3 separate regions of the Homo sapiens genome follow, and regions 2 and 3 are each linked to region 1. A link is an interaction called in ENCODE POLR2A ChIA-PET data of the cell type or tissue named here. Cell type or tissue: PC-9. All regions are shown on one strand.

Region 1 (2,500 bases):
ACACAAACATAGATGGTGTAGCCTACTTCACACCTAAGCTAGATGGTATAGCCTATGGCGTCTACGCTACAAATCTGCACAGGTTTCTATACTGTTACAGTCCCCAACATTATTCAGTAGAATACTGAATATAGTTAACAGTATATTACAGTACTACTGGCTGTACTATACTGTAACTGTATTCAGTATTCTGCTGAATACTGTAGGCAATTATAACACAATGGTAAGCATTTGTGTATCTAAACAAAGGAAAGGTAATGCCTTGCTCTACAGTGTTACAAAGGCTACATCATCACCGGACTATCAGAATTTTTCAGCTTCATTATAATTTTATGGCACCATTGTTTTATATGTGGTCCATTATTGACAGAAGCATCATTCTGAGGTACATGAGTGTACATGTACTACAGCCAAATTCTGTCAAGACACTAATATCCATACTGCACATGTGTAAGTTTCTCCCCTTTAACTGGTAGTTTATTCATTTATTTAGCAAATACCCATGGAACAGCTTTCACTAGATAGACATTACAGTAGATGCTGGAGATTTAACAGTAAGAAAAATACAGTTTCTGCCTAATGAGGGAGACAATCCAATAATCATGAAAAGGGGAAAGGTATACAGTGCTATGACTTTGTAACAGAGGGTCTCTCATCACAGAATGGAAGGTGGAAAAGAAATCCTGATGGCCGGGCGCGGTGGCTCACGCCTGTAATCCCAGCACTTTGGGAGGCCGAGGCGGGCAGATCACGAGGTCAGGAGATTGAGACCATCCCGGCTAACATGGTGAAACCCCGTCTCTACTAAAAATACAAAAAATTAGCCTTTGCACAGGGAGCGGGGGGCAGGGGGCTGAGGCAGGAGAATGGCGTGAACCCATGAGGCGGAGCTTGCAGTGAGCCGAGGAGATCACACGACTGCACTCCAGCCTGGGTGAAAGAGCGAGACTCCGTCTCAAAAAAAAAAAACCTGATGAGACTTCTGAGCTGAGGTCGTAATGATGACTAAGCACTGACTAGGTCCTGGTTACTAGGAAGTGAAGGAGAGTGGCATAGCAGGAGAACACCATAATGGGAAGAAGTGAGCATGTTTGAGGAATGGAAAGAAGGGCCACTGTGGCAGGGAGAGCAGGGTGAGGCTGGGAAGGCAGGCAAGACGTAGCGCATGGAGGGCCTTGCAGGCCAGCTTGAGGGATTGAAGACAACCTCTCAGAGTAATAGAGGTGCCTGCAGGTTTAAGCAGGGGACTGGCATAATGAGATTTTATAAAGGTCACTTTGACTCAGGTATGGAGAACAAATCAGAGAGAGGCAGGGTGGATATGGGAAGAACAGTTAGGCTGAGACTATAGCAGCCTGGTGAAGAGTAATGAATTCAGGAGTTCCGTAGGAGGTGAAACTGTGGGCTAGCTGTGTAAACTTGGGAGACACATCCCAGATATGGTTACTGAAATGTTTACCTGGATGACATTGTCTAGACAGAGAGCATAGCATGGGAGGAGGAGCAGCCTTATGCCAAACCCTAGAGAACTTTAACGTTTAATGACTCTGTATAGGAAGATGAGGCTGCATAGGAAACAGGGCAGGCAGAAGTAGGAGGAAAGCCCACAATGGGGAACACAGACGCTAAGGGACAAAGTGTTTTACAAAGGAGAAGTAGTCAAGATGCAGAATCCTGCTGGGTTGTCAGCGAAGGAGATACAAAATGAGGACACTGCCCACAGGATGGGTTAATTAGTGACTTCAGAGTGCTTTCTCAGTGTCACAATGGGGAGGAAGTAAATTTCAGTGGGTCATGAAACAAGAAATAGGAAAAAGTGAGTATTGCAAATTTTAAAAGACAGTTGGACTGGGAAAATGATTAGACTGTAACATGATTTGTTTATTAAACACACAAACATTAGGAATGTCAGTTATTCAAAGAGTTTGTGAGGTTGCTGTTATTGTTTAGCTCTTCTTGGAAACAAAGAATAAAGCCGCGTACAGTATGTTATCTAGCCAGCCTTTCTACTGTTTGATTATTTAAAATAGCTGAAGAATATTTTGGCTAGCGTTTTACTATTCAGCATACAAAATGCTTTTTTTTCACATGTTTATTTAGTCCTCACAAGATTTTATGTATCAAGAAACTAAGAGTCAGATATTAAATAACTTTTCCAGCCAAATAGAGTGTATGAAAAACTAAGAATAAATGCATCTTTAAATCAAGAGTAGTTCAAAGGGGAAATTTTTTTTCTTTTTTCTTTTTTTTTATTATACTTTAAGTTCTAGGGTACATGTGCACAACGTGCAGGTTTGTTACATATGTATAGATTTGTCATGTTGGTGTGCTGTACCCATTAACTCGTCATTTACATTAGGTATATCTCCTAATGCTATCCCTCCCCACTCCCGCCACCCCACAACAGGCCCCGTTGTGTGATGTTCCTCAAAGGGGAAATTTTTCTAATGTACCAATTGTTGGTGTATATGTGTAAATATATATACATAGCTGTATGCCA
Region 2 (2,500 bases), 54 kb after region 1:
AATTCCTAATATTTCCTAAATGGTGTCTGCTGTCTGAATGATGAGGCTATAGAGTTTAGTTTCCCTACATGACACCTGAAATACTTCTAAAGTATTGTATAAGGTCAGACCCTTCCCGTTGGAAATGAGATGGCTGGGAGACAAGGTAGACATTACAAGGAAACAGGATTTATGTATAATTATTTTTTAATTACAAGGAAATAGATTTATGTATAATTATCCCTTAAGTGAAAATTATATTTTATAAATATGCTTGTTTAGAAATATCTGTGAAAAATAACTAAGGAAAAGCATTTTACAAAAGACATCTGTCACTTCTATTAATGGTGATAAGTTAAAGACATATATGGGTCTAGAAGATGGTATAACTTGGAGAATTTCAGGCCCTGTTTGAGAATGTGACCACCTGACTCCCATTAATGTTAATGAGTCTCTCACCAGATCATTCTGAAATTGTACCCCCACGGTCTGTTTTAAAGCATCAAGAGTCAGGAAATTTAGCGTGAAAGCTGAAATTCCATCTTGGAACTTTCTCTCTGATGTATCTATTCCTATGGAAGATGTGTAGTACAGTGCAGCTTCAAAATACCACCTCGGTGTTTGGGAATCCTGGAGAAAAATGCTGCCCCTTGGGAAGCAGCAGGGAGCGTTGGAAAATGTAGATTATTAGTCACATTATTAGCCAAAATTATTAAATTATTAGTCAAAAGGCCTGGATTCTGTGACTATTAGTGTAATCCAAATAGTCGCTTCATCTACTTGGGTATCCATTTTCTCCACGTTGAGATTAAATAGTTGGGCTAAGTTATAGCAAGGTTAAGGTTATACTGTCTTATCAACTTCATCAAGGAATTGCATCTGTATCACTCGAAGCCAAGATGTTTCTGCATACAGGTAGTTGTGCAGCATTGAGGGACTTCACTGGACTACACAGAAGCAGAGGAACAAAAGTAGTAGAATATCAGCCACAAATCAAATGATTGCCTTTAAGAAGAATGAACAAAATCCTTCATAAAGTCTGAAGGCCAAGTGTTTTGTCAGTATTGTAAATGGTTGAAAGACTTACCTTGGGGCAAAGCATCTCATCTCTAGTGAAAATATATTGGGAAAAAAAAAGTGAGTTTACTTCTGAAAAAGTGTGGGTAAATATACTTCATTTAGATCCCAATTATACTTGTGTCCGATTACCTCCTAGAACTGTGACTTGATAAAATGTTTACTTTTGCAGTAGTTACTATTGATCACAGACTAGATGTATAATGTGGTTAAGTGTTTGAGATTATGGTCATCCCTCAGTATCCGTGGAGGATTGGTTCCAGGACCCTTATGGATATTAAACTCTACAGATGCTCAAGTCTCTCATATAGAATGGTGTCGTAATTGCTATAACCTACACCCATTCTTTAAATCATCTCTAGATTACTTATGATACCTAATACAATGTAAATGCTATATAACTAGTTGTTAGACTGTGTTGTTTAGGGAATGACAAGGAAAAAAAAAGCGTGTATATGTTCAGCACAGACACAACCATCCATTTTTTCCCCAAATGTTTTCAGTCTGCAGTTGGTGGAATCCATAACCCACAGATACAGAGGGCCAACTGTATATTGTGATCTCTGAAATTGTACCTGTCACCTATACAAATTATTATTACAGTCACCAGAGAATATAAATGAATACATGACACCTGAAATATTTCTATTGTAGAAGGTCTGACCCTTTCTATTGTATGCAAACAGCACTTTGTAATTCATGTTGTTATACCAATAAGATATTTTACGAATATCATCGTACTAGATTTAGAGATACAGGCTGAGAATCTCTAATCTGAAAATCCAAAATGCAAAATGCTCCAAAATCTGAAACTTTTTGAGCACTGACATGACATGAATAAACTGTCTGTTGCGCACCTGCGTTTTGACAAGACCCATCACTTGACTTTATGTGACGGTCTCGGCCAAAATGCAGGAGCACAATAGACAGTTTTTTCAGTGTCCTTGAGGGAAGAATAAAATTACCTTCAAGCTCTATGTATAAAGTATATATGAAACATAAATGAATTTCATCTTTAGACTTGGGTCCCATCCCCAATGTATTACATTATGTATATGCAAGTATCCCAAAATGTGGGGGACAAAAATTGAAATTGGAAACAATTCTGGCCTCAGGCATTTCAGATAAGGAGTACTCAGCCTGTATAAAAGTGTAAATGACTTAATATTATAAGTCACTTGTAAGTTTGATTGCCTCAGGACTCACATTTTCAACTATGTGTAAGGGAATTAAGTCGTACTGCCCTATCTCTGCCATTGTGTGTAATGAGTTGGCATTGTCCTAGACATTTAGAATGTTCCCGGTGATGTGTATATGGGGAAACTGAGAAAATAGCTTCTCAAATCCTTTTCTGTGTTCTGCAGTTCAGATGAAGGACCCTGGTTGAGAACAGCCCCAGGTGCCCAAGTTAGGTGATACCATTTCGTGGTTTTGTTTGTTTGTT
Region 3 (2,500 bases), 1.4 Mb before region 1:
GCCCAGGAGTTCAACACTAGCCTGGACACAGGGACACACACACACACACACACACACACACACACACTAGCTGGGCGTGGTGTTGTGTGCCTGTAGTCCCAGCTACTCGGAAGGCTGAGGTGGGAGGATTGCTTGAACCCAGGAGGTGGAGGCTGCAGTAATCCGTTATCATGCCACTGCACTCTATCCTGGGCAACAAAGTGAGAAAGTGAGACCCTGTCTCAAAAAAAAAAAAAGATTATCTCTTTTTATTCACTAACATTAAAATAGATTGAAATAGACAACTAAAGAGCTTCTCTGTGTCAATAAAAATCTTTTCTATAGTGATTGAAAAGCCTTTTATTTTCTAGTCCTTTTAACAATTCATGGGAGGCTTTTACCAGCCTAACTAACGGAAATTTAGATCTGCACGCTTTAAAATCTCAGGATCAAAGCTTTATCCTTTTTTTAAGTTGGCTCTGTGAGGCATGTTTTCCTGCCTCCTTCCCCAACCCGCAGTATCCAGCCATTGTCAGAAAGACTAATACCTCTCTGAAATATCTTCCCAATTCTGTTTACTATATCTAAGACCTTAATATAAGAATACAAATTTGATTCCTTTCAGATTTTTACATTTTAAAACTTTGTTTAGATTGTGACCCTTCTTTCTCATATTACAATCTCAGACACTTTGATTTCTTATTTGAGCACTGTTATCATCGGCTTTTTAGAATCTCTCACTTCCAAAATTTTTCTAGCTTAGTATACCAACCTTCTGTCAACTGTCTGCTACTTTTGCCCCACAAGAGATACACCAGATTTCAACTGATTTAATTCTATAAAGATAAAAATTGCTATAAAATATGCATATTGCTTAATTTTTAAATTCTATAGTCAAAGCAATATTTAGGAATATAAAAATATATTAAGTGTAATTTTAGTGTATTATAAAATATTCAAAAGATTTTTAAATTTCGGGCTGAATTTAGACATATGGCATAGGTTAACAAATTGATTATAAGCTGGTAAATTTAAAGAATCGAGAATTTCTTGCTTTGGCCAGGCTGAAAGAGGAAACAATTTTACCCAGAAAATGTCATCAACATTTCAGTAAAAATACCAACTACCATTGTTGAGCATGGTGAGTAGCAGAGCCAGTGTTCAAACCAGGCACTGGTTTGTGGCTTATTTAATCCTCACAACAATCAGGACAGGTAACCATTATCACCATGTTAAAAATGAGGAAAGTGAGGTGCCAAAAAATTAGGAAGATTATTTAAGTGACAGATTTGGAATTCAAAATAAGGGCTGTGTAGCTCTAAAGCCATTATTTTTCGCCACACCACGCTGTTTCTACTTTAAACATATATGTAATTATTTGTGTTTTCTGAACTAGGCTGCTCTGTTTTTTCAGTAGTTACTAGTTCTTCTTAAGCTCTATTATCTTCATGGATTTAACAAAATTAATTGAAAGTTAACTGCTTCTTCTACCGTTTTGTTTTGGATTGCTTTTTTATTTCGCATAGAGTATTTACAAATGTAGAATATTCTTTCAAATGGCACTAAAAATTGAGAAATCTGAACTTGACTTAATCCAACAATCTGGTTTGTTTTTTTTTTTTTTTTTTTTTTGTCAGGTGGACAGTGTCTGGCTTCCTTGCTCAGGCTGAAGTGCAGTGGAGTGGTCTCGGCTCACTGCAACCTCCGCCTCCCAGGTTCAGGCAATTCTCCTGTCTCAGACTCCAGAGTAGCTGGGATTACAGACATGCACCACCATGCCCGGCTAATTTTCATATTCTTAGTAGAGACAGGGTTTCACCATGTTGGCCAGGCTGGTCTTAAACTCCTGACCTCAAGTGATCCACCCACCTCAGTCTCCCAAAGTGCTGGGATTACAGGCATGAGCCACCGTGCCCAACCCTTAATCCAACAGTCTTTAGTAGCTCTCCACTCCTCACATTTCTAGGAAGATGCAATTATCAGCGAGATAGAAATAAGAGACTTAACAATTCGCAGGAGACTTGTACCAGTCTAACTAATGGAAATTTAGATCTGCATGCTTAAAGACTAAGGGTTAGTGATGGAAAAAAATGGGCATATGGAGCAAGTGAAATAATTGAATTTTAATATCACTGAAGGTAGGTAAGATATTTTTAATATATTAAGAAAAATTATATTTCATTTTCATGGAAATGAAGCTGAGTAAAAACTAAATTCTTTCTAGAGAAAAATACTAATATAGGTAGAATATAGACATGGCAAAGATTAAATATGGTACATAAATAACAAATGATTTTAATAAATTCTAAAGCCTCATATGGTAAATTAGATCTCATTTATTTTCCTGTATTCTTTCCATCAACATGTAACCTTTTGTGACAGAAGATTCTGATGGTTATATTAGAAACAGTGAACCTATAGTAAAAGCCCTAAAAGTTGTCTCCATCTTCCCCTTACTTCATTGCCTTCGTTCATATTTTTTTCTTCATCTCAACTTTCTTCTCTTCTGCTGTTTCCTGCC

The links. Peaks named below come from ENCODE experiments on the same cell type or tissue, not always from the same donor. Only the 100,000 strongest peaks of a DNase experiment are listed, where the experiment ranks them.
Region 2: POLR2A ChIA-PET joins it to region 1 with 5 read pairs; 7 of 35 experiments call an interaction of 5 or more read pairs at or near these places.
Region 3: POLR2A ChIA-PET joins it to region 1 with 7 read pairs; 2 of 35 experiments call an interaction of 5 or more read pairs at or near these places.

Annotation. Positions count from the first base shown.
Region 1 is chr15:32,865,979-32,868,478 of GRCh38, reverse strand. The region is part of intron 16 of FMN1 (formin 1); the gene reads left to right. Among named protein-coding and RNA genes, the nearest start is that of GREM1-AS1, 150 kb to the right of the region's middle. In PC-9, no CTCF peak of the experiment used is centred here; a DNase peak (open chromatin) is centred at 1,008; H3K27ac peaks cover 1,336 bases.
Region 2 is chr15:32,812,037-32,814,536 of GRCh38, reverse strand. The region is part of intron 17 of FMN1 (formin 1); the gene reads left to right. The region is part of intron 2 of LOC107984089 (a long non-coding RNA gene); the gene reads right to left. Among named protein-coding and RNA genes, the nearest start is that of GREM1-AS1, 94 kb to the right of the region's middle. In PC-9, no CTCF peak of the experiment used is centred here; no DNase peak of the experiment used is centred here.
Region 3 is chr15:34,307,742-34,310,241 of GRCh38, reverse strand. All of the region lies in intron 2 of SLC12A6 (solute carrier family 12 member 6), which reads left to right. Among named protein-coding and RNA genes, the nearest start is that of SLC12A6, 29 kb to the left of the region's middle. In PC-9, no CTCF peak of the experiment used is centred here; no DNase peak of the experiment used is centred here.